2 separate regions of the Homo sapiens genome follow, and region 2 is linked to region 1. A link is a loop called in an ENCODE intact Hi-C map of the cell type or tissue named here. Cell type or tissue: Calu3. All regions are shown on one strand. Links, peaks and the distances in the headings refer to the core of each region. The heading gives the core; the rest is flanking DNA.

What was found. A loop is a pair of places that touch in the nucleus more often than their neighbours do. Peaks named below come from ENCODE experiments on the same cell type or tissue, not always from the same donor. Only the 100,000 strongest peaks of a DNase experiment are listed, where the experiment ranks them.
Region 2: a loop joins it to region 1, with 4 times the contacts of the local background. A loop is called at or near these places in 8 of 110 quality-filtered maps.

The regions. Positions count from the first base shown.
Region 1 is chr1:72,618,372-72,629,801 of GRCh38, forward strand. All of the region lies in intron 3 of LOC105378797 (a long non-coding RNA gene), which reads left to right. Among named protein-coding and RNA genes, the nearest start is that of LINC02796, 140 kb to the right of the region's middle. In Calu3, for the core only: a CTCF peak has its summit at 5,031 (motif pointing right); no DNase peak of the experiment used is centred there.
Region 2 is chr1:72,838,974-72,850,403 of GRCh38, forward strand. LINC02797 (long intergenic non-protein coding RNA 2797) reads left to right here and starts at 11,316. Exons shown (of 3, transcript XR_001737674.2): 1 at 11,316-11,394. In Calu3, for the core only: no CTCF peak of the experiment used is centred there; a DNase peak (open chromatin) is centred at 6,548.

The DNA.
Region 1 (11,430 bases), core at 1,691-9,690:
ATAAAATAAAATTTGTGTCAATAGGTATGGGATTGCAAATTTAAGTCTAATGAATATATATTTAAATAAGCCCAGGAAAAAATGCTCAAGATCACTAATCATTAAGACAATTCAAATTGAATTCACACTTAGACTTCACGACATACCTGTTAGAATAGAGAAAACCGCCGGGCACGGTGGCTTACGCCTGGCCTGTAATCCCAACACTTTGAGAAGCCAAGGCGGGTGGATCACTTGACGTCAGGAGTTCGAGGCCAGCCTGACCAACATGGTGAAACCCCGTCTCTACTAAAAATACAAAAATTAGCTGGGTGTGGTGGCACGTGCCTATAATTCCAGCTACTGGGGAGGCTGAGGCCGACTTGCTTGAGCCCGGGAGGCAGAAGTTGCAGTGAGCCGAGACCACGCCATTGCACTCCAGCCTGGGTGAAGAAGCAAGACTCCGTCTCAAAAAAAAAAAAAAGAAGAAGAATGGAGAAAAACAATGACTGACTATGCTTATTGACGAATATCTAGAGGAACTGGATCTCTCAAATATTCCTGGTAGGAATATACATTGTACAATTATTTATACAAAGTGTTATTCATATAATGATACAAAAAACAGTGTGGCAGTTTCTTAAATAGTTAAATGTAAACCTGCTGTATAATATAGCCATTCTAATCCTAGGTATTTAACTTTTAAGAAAAGAAACATTATGTTTTAACAAATGCTTGTATACAAAATTTATAGCAGCTTTCTTTGTGTTAGCCAGAATTTAGAAAAGAAAAAGTCAACAGGTTAATAAATAAAAAAACTTTGGGCATATGAATATAATGGAATCTACTGAACAATAAAAATAAATGAACCATTGATAAATTCACTTATATGAATCTCTATTAGTTGTCATAACTGAAAGAAGCCAGATTAAAAAGAGTAAATACTCTATAATGACATTTATATAAAATGCAACTAAATATGTAATATTTATATAACATACATGCACATACGGAAACTAATTTACAGTGACAGAAAGCAAATCAATAGTTGCCTGGGAAGCAGGGAGGGACAAGGTTGGAATTACAAAGGGCCAAGAAGTAACATTTGGGAGTTATGTATTTGTTCACAATTTTGATTGTGCTGATGGTTTTCTGGCAATATACATGTTTCAAAACTTAAATATATAACCTAAATATGTACCTTTTATTTGTATATCTATTATATCCCTAAAATATGGTGAAATTTGTAAAACTTGATAAAATGTGATGAAATTATATTGTTTTCTGAAAGCTATCTAGAGATAGTGTAAAAGAAGATGCCTGGGGGAGAAAAGACAAGAAGACCAACTGTGTCATGTAATAGTTTCCAATCCTGAAATCATTTGGTGGTGTGGGTGCTTTATGATTGAATAGATACAGAGCCACTCCCCCTAATATTTCATCTCAGTAGTTATAAGAGCTTAGAATCTGTGGGGTCCTGGGGCTTTGATAAGAAAGGTTTTTAAATCACATATGCATATCACCCTGCTCTTGTTCATTAGAAAATACTCCTTCAGGTACAAAAGCTGACAGCTAATCCATTGGGATTCACTCTAATCTTAGTGTTCTCTCTCTTTGGTAAGCTAGTATTTTCCAAATTCTTAGGTATTTGTAAAGTGAAAACAAAGGTCAAAATACATAGAAAAAATTATTTAAAAAATCCAAATCATACAAAAGATTTGATTCAAACTTTTGACTCACTGTTGTCATAGCTTCATACTATTCTAGTGATTGTCTTTGGATAGATACCTACTTTTCAGCCTAAAAGAGCTAACATAACTTCTAAGACCCATGGAGTCAAGTTGTTAGTTCTTAGATCCTGATCTATTTCTAGTAGAAACTCCAGCTTTCAATAGTAAAGTACAGAAAAATCTTTTGGAATACAACTATTGGTCAAATTGAATTCCTACTGCAAAATGTATAGATGAAAATAAAATTGCGAGATGTAAATGGAAGAGGATTTATTCATCCAATAAACTTGTATTTGTTGGTAATCAATTATTTTGCAGACATAGGTGTTGTGGCTAGAAAAACTATACTGAACAACATAAAACAGCCACTGTTAAGAGGGGAGGATTCTAGAATTTTAGATGGAAATAGTAAATCTGCCTCCATGTGATTCAGATCTAGAGATAAGCAGAAATATTGAGAAAACGTAGAGCACCCAAAATCAACAATACACTTACAGATGAGGTTATCTTGACACTTCATGGAATTCTTTCGGAAAACTTGAGAGGAAAATTAGGACATTTTATCTTTTCCTGAAAGAGAACTATGAGCTCAGTGTAACAATGACTTTGGAAAGTTCATGTACAGTTCAACATGTATAAATAAGATATACTCTAATGGCTTGCAAACTGGAAAAAAACTCTCTGAACTAATATAGTGTATATGCCATGGTGATTTTTCAATTTAGTAAAAATATTTTAGCATTTTTACTGCATGATTGAAAAAGTACTTTTCATTTGACCTGTTTTGCACAACTCATATTTTTCTTACACATTTTCTTTGGAGACTTGCAGTGTTTTAATGTCAGGTATCCACCTTTCTGTATTTATTTTTCTCCAAAAATCAAAATGGTTTCTCCTGTACAAGAAGTCTCTTTGATGAAGTCTCCAGTCAAATATTTTTTTCCATTCCTATAATCAGTTTGCTTATAATTAAACTTTAACAGTTCTTTATATATTTTGGATAAAAGTCCATTATCAGATATGTAATTTGCAAACATTATTTATCAGTCTTTGGGCTTTTTCATTTTCTAAACAGTGTCTTCAGAAGATCAAAATGTTACAATTTTATATAGTCCAATTTTTCAGACATTTCTTTCAAATATCATATTTTGGTGATGTAGCCATGAAATTTTTGCCTACATAAAAATCAAAACAACTTTTCCTCTGTTTGCTTATTGAAGTTTTATAATTTGGGGTTTTACATTTAGGTCCATGACCTATTTTGATTTTTTTTTTTCTTGGTGGTAAGAGCAATGTATCAAAGTTAGTTAATTTTTTTTTAAATATTAATATCCACTGAATGAAACAACTCTTATTTTTTCATTGAATTACTTTTGCCCTTTTGTCAAAAATCAGTTGTCAATGTATGAGTTGGTTTATTTTTAGATCTCTATTTTGTCCCCTTGATTTATTTGTTGATTTTTATGTCAATCTCATATTCTGGGTAATTGTGGTTTTAAAATAAGTCTTCAAATTAAACTTTCTTGGTCTTCCAACTTTGTTCTTTCTGAAGTTGTTTTGGCTATTCTTTATACTACTATATTAATTTTAGAATCAGCTTATCAACTTCTACAAAAAGGTGTGTGAGAACATTAATTAGGGTGGCATTGAAGCTATGGATCAATTTGAGAATTGACGCCTTAACCATATTGAGTTCTCCCAACCAATGAACAAGCTATATTTCTCCATTTATTTAGGTGTTCTTTCATTTCTCTCAGCCATGTTCTGTAATTTTCAATGTATAAGTTTTTCATTTATTCTATCTTATTTATGCCTATTTCATATTTTTAACATAATATACGACTTTCTTAATTCTAATTTGAATTTTTTCATTGTTAGTACATAGAAATGAAATTCACTTATGTATATATTTATCTTGTATCTGTCAAACTTGGTAAACTCACATATTAGTTCCCATGGCTTTTATTTTCATATAACTCATTTAATTTTCTACATAGAAAAATGTCATCTGTGAAAAACAATATTTTGCTTCTTCCTTTCAAACTGGGTAACTTTTATTTCCTTTTTCTTTGCTTATGGCACTGGCTAGAACCTCCAGCCCAATGTAAAAATAATTGGTAAGAGTGGACATCTTTGCCTTCTTCCTAATTTTAGCAGTAAATAATTCTCCCATATTAAGTTTCCCATGAATTAATATGATGTTAGCTATATGGGTTTTGTAGATGTCCTTCACTGGGCAAAGAAAGTTCCCTGCTGTTCCTGATTTGCTGAGAGTTTTGAATGGGAATGAATGTTAGATTTTCAATCTCTGCCTATTGAGATTATCTTGTGGGTATTCCTTTTCAGTTGGTAAATAAAGTGAATTAAATTAATTTGCTTCTGAATGTTAAATCTGCTTGCATTCCTGAGCTAATACCCACTTAGTCATCATATTTTATCTTTTCTTTTTTTTTTTTTTGAGACAGAGTCTCACTCTTCGTGCCCAGGCTAGAGTGCAGTGGTGCGATCTCAGCTCACTGCAACCTCCACATCCAGGGTTCAAGCGATTCTCCTGCTTCAGCTTCCCAAGTAGCTGGGATTACAGGTGCCCGCCACCACGCCTGGCTAATTTTTCTATATTTAGGAGAGACAGGGTTTTGCCATGTTGGCCAGGCTGGTTTCAAACTCCTGACTTCAGGTGATCTGCCTGCCTTGGCTTCCCAAAGTGCTGGGATTACAGGCGTGAGCCACCACACCCGGCCTATTTTATCTGTTTTTATCTTATCTTTGTTGAATTTGATTTGCTAACACTTTGTTAAGAACATTTTTGTCTATGTTCATGATAGATATTATCCTGAAATTTTCATGTAAAGTCTTTTCCTTATTTTGGTATAAAGGTGATGGTGACCTTCTAGAATGTGCTGAGAAGAAATTTCCTTATGTTTAATTTTCTGGAAGAGATTATGTAGAAGTGGTATCATTTATTCTTTAAATGTTTGGTAAATCCACCAGTAAAGTTATATGGCTCTGGAATTTTCTTTTTGAAAACATTTTAGGCTACAAATTCAATTCCTTCATTTCATAATCGGCTCTCAGATTATCTGTTATGTGTGTGTGTGTTTTATTTTAAGTGAATTGTGGTAGTTTGTGTCATTCGATGAATTTTCCCATTTCATCTAAGTTGTTGAATATTGGCATAAATTTGGTCACAATATCCTCTGCTTTTCAGCTTCAAGGTCATCCTTTTAAAAGCTTTCATATGGTTCTGAATCTGAGACTCAGTAAACCTCATTTCTGTTTTAACAGGTTATCTTCCTATCAGGATCTGCCAATAGAGGGCACTAGAAAGAAACTATACAGCAGCAGGAAGAAGGCTTTGCTGTCATTATATGCTTCCTACTTGCTTTCTGGTCCTGTCAATAACACCCGCCAACATTTCTTTACAGTGACAGTTGATTCCACACTACGTTTTCCCCAGTACTTACTAAACCAGATTTGAAGCCTGTCAGAGACACCAGAACCAGCTGACTGATGTATGCTTCTCATAGGTCCGTATGCCAGACCCATAGGGCACCTCCTCTGATCTTAGCAACGCCAGTCAGAGGTCTGAATTTCAGCTCCAGAGAAGCCCTGCTCCAAGTCACTAAGTTCTAGTAATTTAGAACTCTTCCATGGCTAGTGCTGCTCCCTGCAGATGTTACCTCACTGACCCCGTGGTGTTGTTCCCAATTTGTCTTCTGAATTCTTCAATCTCTAGTTAATAATTATTTGTATTAAATTATATTTCTTACATTCACTGGGATGGTTTTTGTATTCTACCTGCACCCTAGTTAATGTAATAACTATATATTTATTTCTACTTTATTCAAATTTTTATGTTACTTTTAATCTATTTATAGTTGAATTAGTTACCAAAGGAAGTCTAAGCAAAATGAAACTATTTTATTTAGTTCAAATATATCTGATGTTTCTACTTCCATGCAAGGAAAGAAATGGTTTGACATTTTTCAAGCTTTTGTTTCTAATATGGCACATAAAGCAGTCTACTGAAAAACAACAAGAAAGTATGAGTAAAGATGGCTAAGCACCCTTGTTTTATTAGTCTGGGTAAAGCACGGGCTAGACAACAGACATACTTTAATGTCCTCAATGTTAGAATTCATGATTGTATTAAATCAGACTCCCGAGTTATTCATGAAATTTGATTTGAGGACTAAGTCATGATGAGAAAAAAGAACCACAATTGACATATCGTTTGATTGCATCTAATTTCCTGGTGATGACCATGATTTGCTTATATTTGTAAGATTATTGCAAAATCTTTGGTATTCATTGTTTTTCTTAGCAATTTGGGATTTTAGAAAATATAAAGGTAGCATTATAACATTTGTATTTCCTACTCTGGTATTGTGTAATATTTTGCTTGAAATCTAAGTGTGGGATTGTTTTATATGGCAAATATATAGCTTGAGACACATATTTTCTTTCTTTCTAGAGATCGTAACCCCCTCGTTTTCTTCATATGTCTCCTAAATATACTCATATCAACCATGTCACATCACGTTAGATGTTCCTGGATAATTTCACTTTCATTAAGGAACAGTATTGAAGCCTATATCCTCAAAAGTGTATGCAACTGCTTTTGTCTCAACAAGAGGTAAACTGGCTGAACATTTTAGATTAACTTTGGAGGATAGTCACTGTTATTTGAAAGAAATTCTATATTGCTATAAAATTGTATTGGAAACTGCTTTAGCTTAGCTGCAAAACCTGGGCTAAAACTCAGGGCTGAAAATATTACTGTGCTGATTCATCACCTGAGCAGAGCAGAAATCATAAACATTTATAGTTTACTTCTCATAATCATTTGATTCCATCACTTCCCATTTGTAGACTGGTAATACTGTTGTGACAGAAACAAATATACTTGATGAAAGGTATATACTTGTTGAAAAGCCTTTCTAAAGAAAACTTTCAGCAGTAACAACAGTATTGCTTCTACTCTGCTTGTAGAACTCTTATAAAAAGTTCAGTTTTTATCATTCATACCTAGCATTTGCTGATCTGTGTTATTTATTACATTCCAGGTACAATCTGTATTATCCCCTTATTGATAGGACTGTATCATGTCTCTTTATACCACTCTCACTTCTAATATGGCTCTGATATGGTAGGCGCTCAAAAATATTTTGAATGGTAATGATATTGAATACTTTAGGCATGAAAACAGTTCATCTATTTCCACCATGGATTTATTCAAACAAAAAATTACTAGGTTGAGACTTCTTAAAATTACTTAAAGATGAATGGGACAAATTAAAGATAGAGCTTTCAAATTTCTTTAGTATTTGACCCACTGTTCCCTAAGAAGGTTTTTAAAAATTAATGTTAACACAACAAACACAACTATAGAAAAACAGTTAGCTTTTTTTCAAAGTCATGAACTTATATGTAATAAGAGTCAAATGCAACTACTTCTTTCAGGAAACAGATATTTCAGGATGAATATCACTGTACTATTTATAATTCATTCCTGTGTGTCTGACTGGATAATTTGTATTTATTCTTGGTTATTCTGAGCTGGGGAGGCATCAATGAGAAAAATACCAGCCATTTTCTACTATTGGTCTTTCTTTCCCTTTTTAAATATCTTTCTCATTTCTGTTTCCTTATTTTTTCACTTCTTATCATTTCATTTTGTGTGCATTCACTGTTCATTTTCCCCAACTAAATGCATTAATCATGTCATTCAAGGCTTCAAAGTTTGACTAACACTTCTATTTATATTTAAGATGATTATTATTAATATATGTATGACCAAGTAACAATGTCGTTACTGTTGCCAATACCATTGTTGTCATGAAATATTTAGTGTCTTTGGGAGATACCAAGAGTACCAGACTAGTAATAGATATATTCCTTACCACTGTCATAAAGTAGCTTCCAATCTGTTTGAGAGATCCAAGTCACATAATAATAGTTGTTCATATTTATTGAAAATATGCTATGTATCAGAAACAGATCTAACAATATTTTTGTATTCATGTACACATCACAAAACTCTACTAGATAGATATTATTATTCCCATGTTATAAACTCAGAAGTCTAAAGGATCAAAGAAAGGAAGTAATTTGCTCCAGTAGACACAGATAATAAATAATAGAGGCAAGATTTGAACCCAGGCAGTCTGGTGCAAGAGCATTAATTTTGGCAATGAATGTGATTGCACTAAAAGACACATAAAATACATTTTCCTAAGGTCTTTATGGTTTAATATAAAGTAATAAGCCATCAGAGATATGGTAAATCTTTGTGAGTGTGCTTCTGCTTTTCACATTATTTTACTTGCTTTATTTCCTTGTTTAATATAGGCAAATACAGGGAATAAAGAAAAACCTGAATTTATTTTCCTGCCAGTTGTTAATGTCAGAAAGATCCAGTCACATATTTCCAAAAAAGAATATGTTCAAGGGTTGCAAAGTAATTAAAAACTGTAAGTTAGCTGTAGGATAGAAAGGTGCACCTGTTTTTGGCTTTCATGAATGCGTGATTCATTTTATGTGAAAGAAAATGTGCAGCGTACTCACAGCAAAAAAAAAAAAAATGAGAAAAGAGTACATTATATAGAAAGTGTATTGGCCAGGCGCGATGGCTCAGACCTGTAATCCTAGCACTTTGGGAAGCCAAGGCGGGTGGATCACCTGAGGTCAGAGTTCGAGACCAGCCTGGCCAACATGGTGAAACCTCGTGTCTACTAAAAATACAAAAATTAGCCGGACATGGTGGCAGACACCTGTAATCCCAGCTACTCTGGAGGCTGAGGCAGGAGAATCTCTTGAACCCGGGAGGCAGAGATTGCAGTGAGCCAAGATCGCGCCATTGTACTCCAGCCCAGGCTGGCAACAGAATGAGACTCGGTCTCAAAAACAAAAAAAAAAAAGGAAAAGAGAAAGAAAGCGTATCATCCTCAGAAAAAAATTCATTGGCAGCCCTCACAAGAAAGTTCTATTAGGTTCTTTTTCTTGACTGTAGGTGCTCCCCAACATAGCTGTCAGACCTCGGTAACCCCTATGCAAGTAATTTCAGCTCAGTGGACTAAAATGAAGTAGTGACTAAATAAAAACAGAAACCTAATTATTGATATTTTAATATGTACAAAGATATGATTCCTACCTGCCAGTTCTTTACAATAGCACAAAAATACTATTTACCATTATTAGCAAAAATGAAATACTCCAAGGTTGTCAGCTCAAAACCTATTAATATTTGAGTAGTTGTTGCTATATATTAACATGATACTAAAGTGTTTGGTTAATTTATTAATGATTAAAACTGTCAAACCAACTTCTTTTTACTTTTAATGAGAATTATTTTAATGGGAATTTATAAGTTAGGTGAAGTTTAATGTTTTCACCTATTCTTGACCTTGGATTAACATGGGAAGGTGAAATTTTGCTTCCGTTTTGACCTATTGTAAAACATTTTCATTTGTCTATATTCTAGTGGATCTTATATAAACCCTCATTCTGTAGTTAATAAAATCTTAAAAATGACTGACTTTGCTTAGTGCTTAAGTTTAATGATAAATATTTAGAATGAACAGTACCAATTCATACATGATAGTCATTATTGAAACATGTTCCCATGTATATTACAACTCCTTGCCTAAAGAACATAGCTCAATCTTTATCCAGGAGTTGTGAGACGAGTGCTTGTGCTATTCCTGTCAAGAACGGTTTCATCACTTTATGGAATATTCTACATATATTTTTAAAGTTCACAAGATCTTTTGCTAGTTCCTCAAGTTTCAACCTTTAAACCTTTCTATCTTTACTATAGACTGAATGAACTGTATATATTTTTTTCTTCCAGCCATTGTCCAAACTCATGTGAAATCGAAAATTAAAAGTTGTAACACTCTTTGAACATTTTACTGCCCATAATTCTCCTTGCACAATATATGCTGATGAATTTTCTGCAGAATGCCATTCTCAATAGTGGGGAGAAGTTTATACAAATTCTCTTGAAATTATATTTGAAAAATAACACTCTAAATTCTGCTGAAAGACTCTCACCTTTACTAAAAGTGTTTTTTCTTCAGGTCTACCTTCTATTCTCTGGGAGCACTGGTAGAAAACTTAGCAATAGAATATCTGTGCTTGCTGTCATGCTGGTGTTTTGTTTCATTTATTTTCACCAGATAACAGAACTATAAAATAATACATTATTAAGATAAGACCTAGTAGTAAGGTTCACTTCTCAATGTTATTTAGGCATATTAAAATCTAAGAAGCTTTGCATTAATAACTTTTTGAAATTATCTATAGACTAGTAAACACAAAAAACTCTTTTGGGTTGTGTTTTTAAACTTTAGAGAAAAAAATTCAATATATATTTTTGTGTTTGCTCTTTTAATACAATGATCTTTTTTCTTGTTGTCATTCAGACACTTTGAAGGTTTGATTAGGATGCCTATTTTTAAATGAATAATTTCAATTTTAGGACAATGTTAGTTTTTGATAAGGTTTGAAATGACTGAAATCTGAAGCCTGGACTGTGCCTTTAGTATAAAGGATCTTAAAACTTTTCCTCTAATCTGTGTAATTTCATAATAAATTCGTTCACAAAAATGTCTGTTAGTTGCTACTCTCAATAGAACATTGGAATTTTTATTCACATCTACATTTTAAATAATATTTTGTTCAACCAAAATTCATTAGGCTAGTCATTTTAAAAATCTTAGGGATTTAAAACTTCTAATCCTTTTTGTTCAATTTATTTTTATTGAGTAAAATTACATAATCAACCAGTGAAAGTGAAAGTTTAATTTCTGTAAAACTAATTGTAAAACTAAAAAATAGTCTAGGCTTTTACTCTTAATAAAGATTTCCCTTACTCTAAGTAGAATTGTGTATCATCAAAAGCATACAATCCTAAATTAATTGCAACTAAATTCAGTTAAAATGATTTGAGTGCCTATCAGAGTATTTTCCTATGATTCTTGTTTAGCTCTTATAATTTCATTAAAATGTTGGTATTTTTATCCCCATTTACAAATGAGAAAACAGGAGTTCAGGGAGATTGGAGGGGGTTAGAGTGCCAACCCTCATACATTATACCGCAAGTCTTAATTGGAAAGCTGTACCTACTAGCATCAAAACCAGTGACTGGTTCCATCTAGAAGCGTTTTGGGATGGCTCACTGATTTATCAAAAATGTCACATCATAGGGCACCTCAAACCATACTGACTGAGTCTGTCAGTCTAAGGATGGCTTAATTTCATAAAAGCTTTCATAAAAGATATAATTTGCAATTCAAAATTGGGTTCACCTTTTCTAATTAGGTGAAATTACAGTTGCCATATCATAATTAAAGGTTATGTGACAGACAGGGGTGTTTATTTGGATTATATCAGATTATTTTTCTAGGCTTCTGAATATTATAGCTTTTGAAGAGCATGGATTTTAAAACCTTCTGACATAATATCTGTTTTTATTTAGGAGTAAAGCTGTTCCCTCTTTCTGAACTTGAAATGCAGCTATGATTGTCTATATTATGAGAATCATATTCAAATGCATTTCTCTTTCAACCAAACTGCCTAAAGGTATTGATGTCAGAATATTTCCCTTCTAATAAGCACATGATGTTTCCCAGAGATGCTATGAAAAATATCACTGTGCCTCAAACTGAATTAGAGTAATACCATTTAATAATGCTTTTTAAAATGCCTCGAATCATAC
Region 2 (11,430 bases), core at 1,969-9,968, 220 kb after region 1:
TTTTTCTTAACTCACTCTACTCAATATTGAAATCTTTTAGAAAGTGACCCAGGCAATTCATCCCTAATGGTATTCTCCTTGTCATTAGAAGATGATGGGAATAGTTTACCATAAGGAGAATTGCTTCTCACTGTATGGCATATCTCTTTTATTATTCTAATTCATAACAGATAGTGCAGTCATGTGACAAATATCTTGTTAGTGACAAAAACAAGTTATGATCAGATGAATTCTCATATCTCATCTGCTTTTTCTTGTGTATTTGAATATGCCTCACTTTGTTTCATAATGAGCTCTCATAGAGTTCTCCTGTGTATTGTTGCTTCTATCATGGCTATATTTAAAAAGAATATTTGGAAGGAATATCTACAGATTGCATATCCAAAAGAGACAAAAATTACAATAGTAAGCAGACACTGATAAAGTCAAGGACAGTAACATATTTAAGACTGATTGCAAAACGTATCCAAGAAAATGTAATCTATAGAAATGATTCTGAGGGCAGGAAAAGGAGAATGGTGGCTTTACCATGCTTTTGCTGGTGGTAAGAAAGTTTCTTAAATTATGTGGGCAGGGTACAATGTATTTGGATTTTTTCTGTAATGTACAAAATTCTTGCTTGGGAAAATTTATTAAAATTGCATCCTCCTGTAAGTGAATATTTAAACTATGATTCATTATAGCAGTATTTCTTATTTTTTTATTCTGTTCCTTTATCTGCAATTTTAATCAATGATTATTCTTTCTTCATTTTTGCTTTGTTTTAACTTTCTTTTTACAGTTTTATTTAGAGAAGGCTTTCTCTACATATAAATGATAAGTTATATGTTGTCCTTGGGAAAATGTATACTCTAGGCTTCCCCTCTCACTGCCCACTACATTTGCCCAGGGCATTCATTCATTCACTCATTTTGGTTTTGTCTTGACCCTTAAAGTTTGGTGTTTAATGTCAGAGGTTTTCAGCCCTTGTTTGGAGGCATCATATGATTAAATTTTTGATTTATTTTTTTGTATATATTATGAATTATTTTGTTAAACCTGAATCCATTAGAAGAGAGTTTGCTTTAACATTCTGAAACCAAATTTATCTTCAATAGTGTCATATCATTTTTCTCTGTAGTTTAAGTGTTAATGGTCAAATAAAAAAGTGCCATCATCTGGTATACAGATTTAAATTAATTCCATTAATTTAATGAGTATCTTAGTCAATGTGGGCTGTTATAACAAAATACTATAGACTACATGGCTTAAAAACAACAGAAATTTATTTCTCATAGTTTTGGAGGGTGGATGTCAGAGATTAGGGTGCCAGCATGGTTGGATTCTGGTGAGGACCAACTTCCAGGATTTAAACTATGGATTTCTCTTTATAGTCTCACATGATGGAAAAATAAGGCCAGAGAGCTCTCTAGTATCTCTCTTTATAAGGACACTAATTCCATTCATGAGATTTCTACCCTCATGACCTAAATTACTTCTCAAAGGACCCACCTACTAATATTGTCATCTTTTTACCATATAAATTGCGGGGGGTCAGGGGGGATGAACTCTGTCTACAAAAATGAGGTTTTCTTACTCTTGACATATTTTTAAAAAGAAAGAAACTTTAAAAGGTATTTCATTTCATTTTTACATCAAATCCAATTAAGTGTCAGTAAGCACAATATTTCAGTCTAGTTTCTTTTTCTTGTTTAGAGATCAAATATATTTAGGAAATTTATTTCAATACACAAAGTGTCATTACTCTCAGGAATCTACTGATGTCAAATGTGCATGTGTTTCATGGACATAAGGGCATAAATGTCTTCAAACTGGCCACTCGAACTTGATCTCTGATATTTTTGGGTCACTCTTAGAAAATAAAATTTCTTCCAAACTATTCTCATCAAAAAAGAACATTGGGTTTGTAATTATTCTGTATAGTATATTATAACAACAACAATAATAAAGCCTCTAAACCTTGCAAAAATGACATGATTATTACAATAGACACAGAAAAAGCATTTGACAAAATCCGACATCCCTTTATGACAAAACCCTCAGCAAAATCAGTATAGAAGGAACATAACTTAATGTAATAAAAGCCATCTCTGACAAACCCACAACCAACATAATATTGAATGGGAAAAAGTTGAAAGCATCTCCCCTGAGAACTGAAACAAGACAAGGATGCCCACTCTCACCACTTCTATTCAACGGAGTGCTGGAACTCCTCGGTAAAGAGGAAGCCAAACTCTCGCTGTTTGCTGATGATATGATCATATACCTAGAAAACCCTAAAGACACCTCTGAAAAGCTCCTAGAACTGATCAATGAATTCATCAACGTTTCAGGATTAAAAAAAGCAATGTATATAAGTCAGTAGCTCTGCTATACACCAACAGTGACCAAGCTGAGAATCAAATCAAGAATTCAACCTTTCTTTACAATAGCTGCAAAAAAATACATAATACTTAAGAGTATACCTAACCAAAGAGGTGAAAGATTTTTTACAAGGAAAACTATAAAACACTACTGAAATAAATTGTAGACAACACAAACAAATGGAAACAGATCCCATGCTCATGGATGGGTAGAATCAATATTGTGAAAATGACCATACGGCCAAAAGAAATCTGGAAATTCAATGGAATTCCCATCAAAATACCATTATCTTTCTTCACAGAAGTAGAAAAAACATTGTAAAATTTATATGGAACCAAAAAAGGGCCCGCATAGCCAAAGCAAGACTAAGCAAAAATAATCAATCTGGAGGCACCACATTACCTGACTACAAAATATTATAAGCTATAGTCACCAAAGCAGCATGGTACTAGTATAAAAATAGGCAAATAGACCAATGGAACAGAATAGAGAATGCAAAAATAAGGCCAAATACTTACAGAAAACTGATCTTCAGCAAAAGAAACAAAACCATAAAATGAGGAAAGGACACCCTATTCAACAAACGGTGTTGGGATAATTGGCAGGCCACATGTAGAAGAATGAAACTGTATCCTCATCTCTCACCTTACAAAAACCAACTCAAGATAGATCAAGGACTTAAATCTAAGACCTGAAACTATAAAAATTCTAGAAGATAACATCATAAAAACTCTTCTAGACATTGGCTTAGGCAAAGACTTCATGACCAAGAACCCCAAAGCAAATGCAACAAAAACAAAGATAAATAGATGGGACTTAATCAAACTAAAAAGTTTCTGCACAGCAAAAGAAACAATCAACACAGTAAACAGACAGCCCACAGAGTGGGAGAAAATCTTCACATTCTATACATCTGACAAAAGACTAATATCCAGAATCTACAAGGAACTCAAATAAATTAAGAAGAAAAAAATAAACAATCCCATCAAAAAGTGGGCTAAGGATATTAATAGACAATTCTCAAAAGAAGATATACAAATGGCCAGCAAATGTATGAAAAAATTCTCGACATCACTAATGATTAGGGAAATGCAAATGAAAACCACAATGTGATACCATCTCAGTCCTCCAGGAATGGCCATAATCAAAAAATAATAGATATTGGTGGGGATGTGGTGTAAAGGGAACACTTTTACACTGTTGGTGAGAATGTAAACTAGTACAACCACTGCGGTTAAAGGTGAACAATGTGGAGATTCCTTAAAGAACTAAAAGTAGAACTACCATTTGATCTAGCAATCCCACTACTGCATATCTACCCAGAAGAAAAGAAGTCATTATACACAAAAGATACTTGTACACGCCTGTTTTAGTGGTACATTTTGTAATTGTGAAAGTATGGAACCAGCCTAAATGCCCGTCAATCAATGAGTGGAAAAATAAATTGTGGTATATATATATATACCATGGAGTACTACTTAGCCATAAAAAGGAACAAAATAATGGTATTCACAGCAATCTGGATGGAGTTGGAGATCATTATTCTAAGTGAAGTAACTCAGAAATGGAAAACCAAACATTGTATGTTCTCAGTCATAAGTGTGAGCTAAGCTATGAGTATGCAAAGGCATAAGAATCATACAATGGACTTTAGGGACTCCAGGGAAAGGCTGGGAGGGGAGTGAGGGATAAAAGAATACAAATTGGGTACAGTGTATGCTGCTCAAGTGACAGGTGCACCAACATCTTAGAAATCACCACTAGATAATTTATTCATGTAACCAAACACCACCTGCTCCCCAAAACCCTATGGAAATAAAAAATAATAAATGAAACAGTACCTAGAATATGGTGGGTGCTCAATGAATATTGGTTGGATGAATTAAAAAAATTTCCAACTATGACCAATATAATTGGTTGCTTTTATGGTATAAATATAGAGTCCTTAAAAGGGCCCATTATATGGTAAGACCTGGTTTTTGAAGAGTTCTCTCCCAATATTGATTATTTTACCACTAATAGTTTGAGTCCTACTTGTCACCCAGGTTCTTGTCTGTAAAGCCCAGGATTTCATATTTGGAACATATAAAATATGCAAATAATTAACATATTTAATGTATAAAACTCTTAAATAAAAAGATAACTAACAGAAGGAAGGAAAGAGAGAAAGAAAGAAAGGTAGATAGAAAGAAAGAGAAAGACAGAAAGAAAGAAAAAGAAAGAAAGAAAGAAAAAGAAAGAAAGAAAGAGAAAGAAAGAAAGAAAGAAAGAAATCTCTTTCTTTTGGAATGACTGCCTGCAGTAGACAAATGAATGGGTTCTCTATGTATAACTTACCTGAACCAATATGGCATTGGTTTCCTCTGGATGTGGCAGAGGTTTAAAGCTGACCCTTTTTTAGAGATATTTTTGTGGGTTCCTTAGAAAATTCCTTCATCACGAGGATTTCTGGTCTCTACATTCCTTGACATATACAAGTATATTTCCACTAGCCCATCAATCAAGATTGCTTTCACATCTCCTGGTCATTTGGCAATACTCTTCTCACCTCTTTCAGCTGAAGTCCATTTGCCCCGTCTTTTGAACCTCTTTGCAGGATCTAAACCAACTCTGGCCAAATTTCTCCTATGCACATAGAACATGTGCCCCATTTGATCTGCCATCAGTAGGAGTGCAGTTATTTTCAATTATACCCTGCTTTTCATTTAGCTGCACAGCAGGTAGTTTAGCTACAGCCTTTTGCCCTTTTAAAATTCTCACTTGCAAGTCTGACCCTCATCCAGTATGTCACTAGACTGCTGGGAATACAATCAACCTAGTTGAGTTATCTCTTTGAAATGACTCTCACCAAAATTAAGGTCAGAAGACAGTCATCCCACCCCAAGCCCCTAGGGAGATGGCACTCATAGCAGTGCTCTTGTCAAAGAAATACTTTAATTCCCAACTTAACTGTGGGCTTTTCCAAATTCTCTGACAGGCTGGAGATGGTTGTCAGATAAGAGCAGTAAAGCAGACAAATTCTTGCTCCCTTTCTCGGCAAGTTAATATGGTCTTTCACCTCATGTTAAAATATTGGTTTCATTTTGAGATAGAGACAAGCCAATATTGAGATAGAGTCTAATTTTATATATTAGTGGGCACTGTGTATATGTGTGTGTGTTTAATGTAGAAGACTGATTTTATTTACCCTCCACATAATGAGGTACCAAACCGATGCATGAGAAGATTCACTACTGAAATGATGCATGGCTTCCAGTGGTTTTCTGTGTTTACAAACCTATGAAACATGCTGATCTCTTGCTAGTGTCTGCTAGGCCAATTCCAAGCAAGAGCTGTGAGTAAGCTTTGTTAGGAATATAGCAGGGCAGAAAAACAAAGAATGAATAAATGGGGTACAAATGGAAGACAACAATACTACTGGGCTCAAATTCCAAGTTCTTACCTTAAGGAAATGTAAAAGGAATTCACTTAAATTCCATGGAGAAAAATCATAAACTTTTTAAGGATTATCTCAAAAATCAGGTAATAATTCATATTCACAAGATGGCTAGGAAGAGTAAACACAATAATATAAATAAAAGTATTCTATAGAATGCAAAATGCAGCCTTTATGGACATTAGAAATCCTGGCATGCTCTTATGCACAGGGAAGAACTGCTGAAGATATTAAATAAATGAAGACAAAATATGATAATCTGATAAAAATATATGTGATGGATTGGAGTAAGTGCAGACTGGAGGCAGGGAAACCAGTTGGGAAGCCATTATAATATTTTATTCATATAATAACAAGTAATATATAAATAGGGGTAGAAATTAGAGAGAAAGAAAATACGCTATTCATTTGTGCAGAAACAGAAAATGCAATAGAGGATAGACCTTACAATATTTCTTGGATAATTTGGTGTCATCTAAACGTTACAGACCACAGGCTCTTAGGCTCCCCATGTAATGGCAATTAATACGGGGCCAGGCTGATTTCCCAGATAAGGCTTTTATTTGTGGCTTGTACTCAAATGCAAGGGAGACAGCAGAGGTGCAAGGGTTCTCTGGCTGGCTCCCCAAAAAGAGTCAGTAGGGATTTTTATATCTGCAAAGTATGGGAATTCACATCAGGGGTAAGATATGCAGGCTGGGCTGGTCAAAGCACATGAAGAGTAGGGGATGCAGGTCAGTAAGTGGTTGTGGTGGTTCTCTTGAGCAATGAGCCACCTGGTGGTCTGGTTAGCAGCAACAAGGCTGTGAATAAATTGTTCAGCATTCCTTCCCAAGGTGGGACACTCTGGAACCTTGAATCGATTTTGGATCTCCTAAGGCCAGTTTTTGAAATTCTTTAAGTAAACGTCATGACTAAACATTACGGGAACACAAAAGAATGATATAGATTGGCTATTTTCTTTGTGTGACTATTAACGGGTATGACATCAGTGAGGTAGTGGTGTGGGTTTTGTGATCCGTGGGAATGCTCTAGCTGGGGTGAGCTAAAGCCAAGCCCTGTCCTTACTTTGTCTCCAAATGCTCGCAATGTGTTTGAAAGTATGCTATGAGCTACAGCAAAGGGAGTGAACAGATAAAGTTGCCATCTCACAGGTACTCCTTTACCACTCACTATCCACTAATGTGTTTGCAGCTTCCCAGTGGAAACCCTAGATCTCTTTATGGCCACAGAAAGTGTTTGGTCCATGCTTGGGACAAGTTGAAAGCATCTAGGAATTAGTGCAGCATGCAATAGCCCTCATCCAATATGAGAGGGACATTGGTGAATAAAAAGCCAGTCCTCTGCACTCAGTGAATGGGTAACCCTGAAGGCTTTCTAGGCTGTCTTCCAGCATTTGTGCAGGTTGCCCTGACAATAACCTGCCAATAAAAGCTGCCAATATTGACTTCCTTCCCTCCCATGTTTCATTTCCTCATTCCCCTACCAGTGTTGTCTAATATCACTTCTTAAGTAAATTAACTACCTGCATCCAAAGCTTATATTAGGGTCTAATTCTGAGGAACACAATCTGTGATGATGAGAGATGAGGGATGGCATCCCCTGATTCCTGATCTTAAGGTGTCTCTATAATTTACTAGAGGGGTAAGAGTAATTCGTTGCTTCTTCTCTTATATTTAGTTGTTTATCCATCTTAATAGATCATAATTTCCTTGGGAAAAGAATCTATGTATTACTCACCTGTGGCTTCTTTAGCAAGTGGCATATTGTGTTGCCCAGAAAAATGCACAGTAGTATTTGTTGAAAGGACAAGCTATAAAGAACTAAAAAGCTTCTTTACTACAAGCACTGCTCTGGGGTTGCTGTAATAAACTGATAACCTTTGCATTCAAACCTTTCTCACATGATTTTCCTGCTGGGCTAGTGTACTTTATTCAGGAAATGGACTTTCCTATGCTTTCTTTTGAATCTAGGCAATATTATTGTTATGCATATGCAGGAACTCAACAGAACAAAACACACAACTGCCCAGAGTTAGGTTGATAGCAGATTAATCATAGCTCTTTTTCTGTGGCCTTTAGTACATATTGACAAAGTCATAAGTTAAAGCCAGACTTTCAAATGTAAAGCAAAATTGTTTCCTATTACTGACTAAACGATTGTTGTGTTAGGCATTTCAGACTGATAGTTCATTCTTCAGTGATTGGTTTACTGTTCTATGCATGCACTTTCAGGAATACATCCAAATTCCAACAGGAAAACAAGCCTTACTGTGACTTGAATGAAGCTGGAATTCTATTCTTAGTTGAGGACACTAATGTGAACATAAAACAGATTTAGAACCCCAAATTGGCAGAAAGTATTCCCTAAAGATTACTCAGTACAGTCTGCCATATGCAGCAATCTCTCAATTCATGTGCTTTCTTTGCTTGATTGAGAGCTGGCTAACGAGGTGGCAGCAATCCAGTCAGTTGATATGAAGAACAGAAACACCATGCACACAGGTCTACAACACGAAGACGTTCTTCAGATGATTGTTTTACCTTCAGACAATAAAATTATGCTAACATATTTAGCAAAATATAATTTAAAATAAGAGAAAATAAAGTTGAATATGACATATATAAGTTTTATTTAATAGGCTATAAATCTAGCATATGTGTGAAATAATCATTTCTAATCACCTCACTACAAAGAAAGAACAATATTTATTTATAGGTTGTTTTATGGTTAGATGATCCTTTTTAAAAAAGCAGGCAAATGAATACATTGACAATTCTACTTTCCAATGGGTTGGAAAAAATATTATTTTTCTATCAGAGTAAATTTTTAGGGTTGGACAACCTCTGTAGGCATGCTGGACCACTCCTCATGATAGAAGTACCTGAAGCTGTTTCCAGGATCAGCAGGTCTCTGCAGCTTTTCCTGAAGATACAAGGTTGCTGAATGGCCCAGGTATAGTGTCTAACCTCCTATTTCCATAGTCTCACAAAAGTGCTGTGCTCATCTGAAGTCGGATTAGTGGCCCCGTTCCTGCATCCTTAGGCTGCAGTCATTAAGGAACCACTGCGGCCTCTCTGCAGCTGGCTCAGAGCATGTGGGATTTTTCCCAGGGTCTTTTTATAAGTGCAACTAGTTGAAAAGTGAATTTTCTCTTGCAGTATGCATCCAAACAGAGTAAGTGAGGTGGAAAAGGGAGCAAATCACTTAGTTTTCTGTGAAAACTTAGAGTATATTATCAAAGCTTAAACCCATAATTGACTTTCTTGTCCACACTTTCTTAAAAGCCTTAACATATCATAGTTGGGGGGAAAGGCTTTTATCTTGACAGTAGAACTGGAAGAGAAGTGTTACTAGAGAGGAGAGGGAAAAGGTCAGAATTCTTGGTTTTACTTAAGTGAAAAATTATTCACTAAGGAGTAGAGACTTCCTTTTAGAAAACTACAGAGTCATTCTTTCAGCTGTGTCATTTTGTAGTCGTTGTACTGAGCTTTAATTTTCTTTCTTTCTTTCTTTCTTTTTTTTTTTTTTTTTTTTTTTGAGACAGAGTCTCCCTCTGTCACCCAGGCTGGAGTGCAGTGTTGCAATCTCGGCTGCCCAGGCTGGAAGATGAGGCTGAAATTTCTATGTATTCCAGTGTTACACATATCAATTTTTATCCAGCTGGTAAATGTTTGAGTTTGGATTTATTAAAGTTAACTTGTATAAGAGAACCTTTTCTAGGGACTTATGTTCACTTAATAAAAGTTAAAAATTAAATTTGAGTGATGTAGACAGTCCAATTATATCATAGTCATAGAGTTAACATAAGTTTTGAGCCAAAAGCATTTTCAAAAATTATGCATTATAAATTTATAATTGAAAAAATCAGAAATTTATAGCCCAATATAATTAAGTGATTTCCTGGGTGATAACAAAACCAGAGTTAGAAACTTGATTCTCAAGCAAGCTTTCTGCCCCTTTCTGTCTGAAAGGTGACAGAAAAAAAGTTACTGTCTATGGGACATAATTTTTTCCCTCACTTTGTATGCAAGACTTAGGGAAATTTAGAAATTCTGAATATTGTATTAAGAAATGGTGAATTTCTACTCAGAATCCATGTTGTTTAGAGATTAAACTAGTAATTACAAAGGAATGGATGGTATAGGCTTCCACAGAAGGTCATGACTGATCCACGAAAGAGCAAAGCCTGACATTTTATCTCCATGAATGTGGGAGAATGAAGATACTATGAGATTCAGGGAGAAAGAATTATAATATAATGATATCCTTAGGCTAAAGAGTTAGCGGGACATCCCTGAAGTGCTACCTATACAGTTTCCATAATATCCGTCCAATTATGAACATTTTAAGAAACTCATGTGGGTAGAGAAGTCAAATTTCCAAAACCAAGATTAGTGATTTTATGGCACATGGCTCACCATAAAGAAACACATGTACACACACATAGACATATACATAAAAATGTACACACACATGCGGACACATATATAACAGAAGCAAATAAGATTTTGTTTTAGCAGATTACCCCACTATTATGGTAACTTGTTATTAATCATAACTCATTCTCTGTTTTAGTGTTGAGTGTTCTTTGCCTTCAGGAGTGGTTTACAGAGAGTATTGCCAGTTGACAAGAATATGTATTTTCCGAGGTATTTAAGTTGGAGGTAAATTTATGTAAAGTGGGAGATTGCAGAATATTAAGAAATTTTTTTTAAAAAATTTCAATAATTAATACTTGCACAATTGTTTATAGTTTATCCAATGGTTTGATGTGCAGAATCTTATCTAAAGAATCAGGGTCAATGTACAGCCATTGCTCAGGGAAGAAACACTAATTGATATGTTGACATGTATTCTGTTAATTTGGTACCCTCCTCCCTCCCTCCCTTCCCTCCCTCCCTTCCCTCCTCCCTTCCTTCTTTCCTTCCTTCCTCCCTTCTTTCCTTACTTCCTTTCCTTCTGCTTACTATGGCTTGCTCAATGAAGATGAGCAAAGAACTCCAGTGTTCCCGATAAATATGCCAAACTGCAGTGCTCTTTGTTGTGATCAGCATTTTTAAAGGTAGGTTTAAAAATTCAGATTGAAGCAAAGCTCATACTTTATAGAGAAGTGGTAGCAGTGACAGCCTCAAATTGTGAGATTTGGCCCAAGTAATTCAAATCACATGTTTTAATCTCAGTTTTATTTGCATGGGCTACAGGCTATAATTAACATCAAGTGGCAAGACAGGATCACATACAGTAGAGTCCTGGAGTACAGTCAGGTCACCAACATTGAAACAAGCTTTCTGCTACTTAACTATTCAAGACTAGGTCTCTGTGGCCACAGAGAAATGACTAAGGGAGTATTTAATGACCAATTATGTGAGGAGGATAAAGAGGGGTGGACTTTCACCACTAAATGTAGTGGTAAGTGAGATTGTATTTTATTTTGATACCTTCTAACTTCTTTTTCAATGCTTGATGCCTAAATTATTTTGTAATCTGGCCTTTGCCAACTTAACTTCTCATAGAATTCTACCATATACCCAAGGCATACAGACATAACATGAAAACTCCCTGCCAAAAACAAAACAAATTCTACTTCATAGGTAAGAATGTTTCACACATGCTCCTTCTTTTCAATA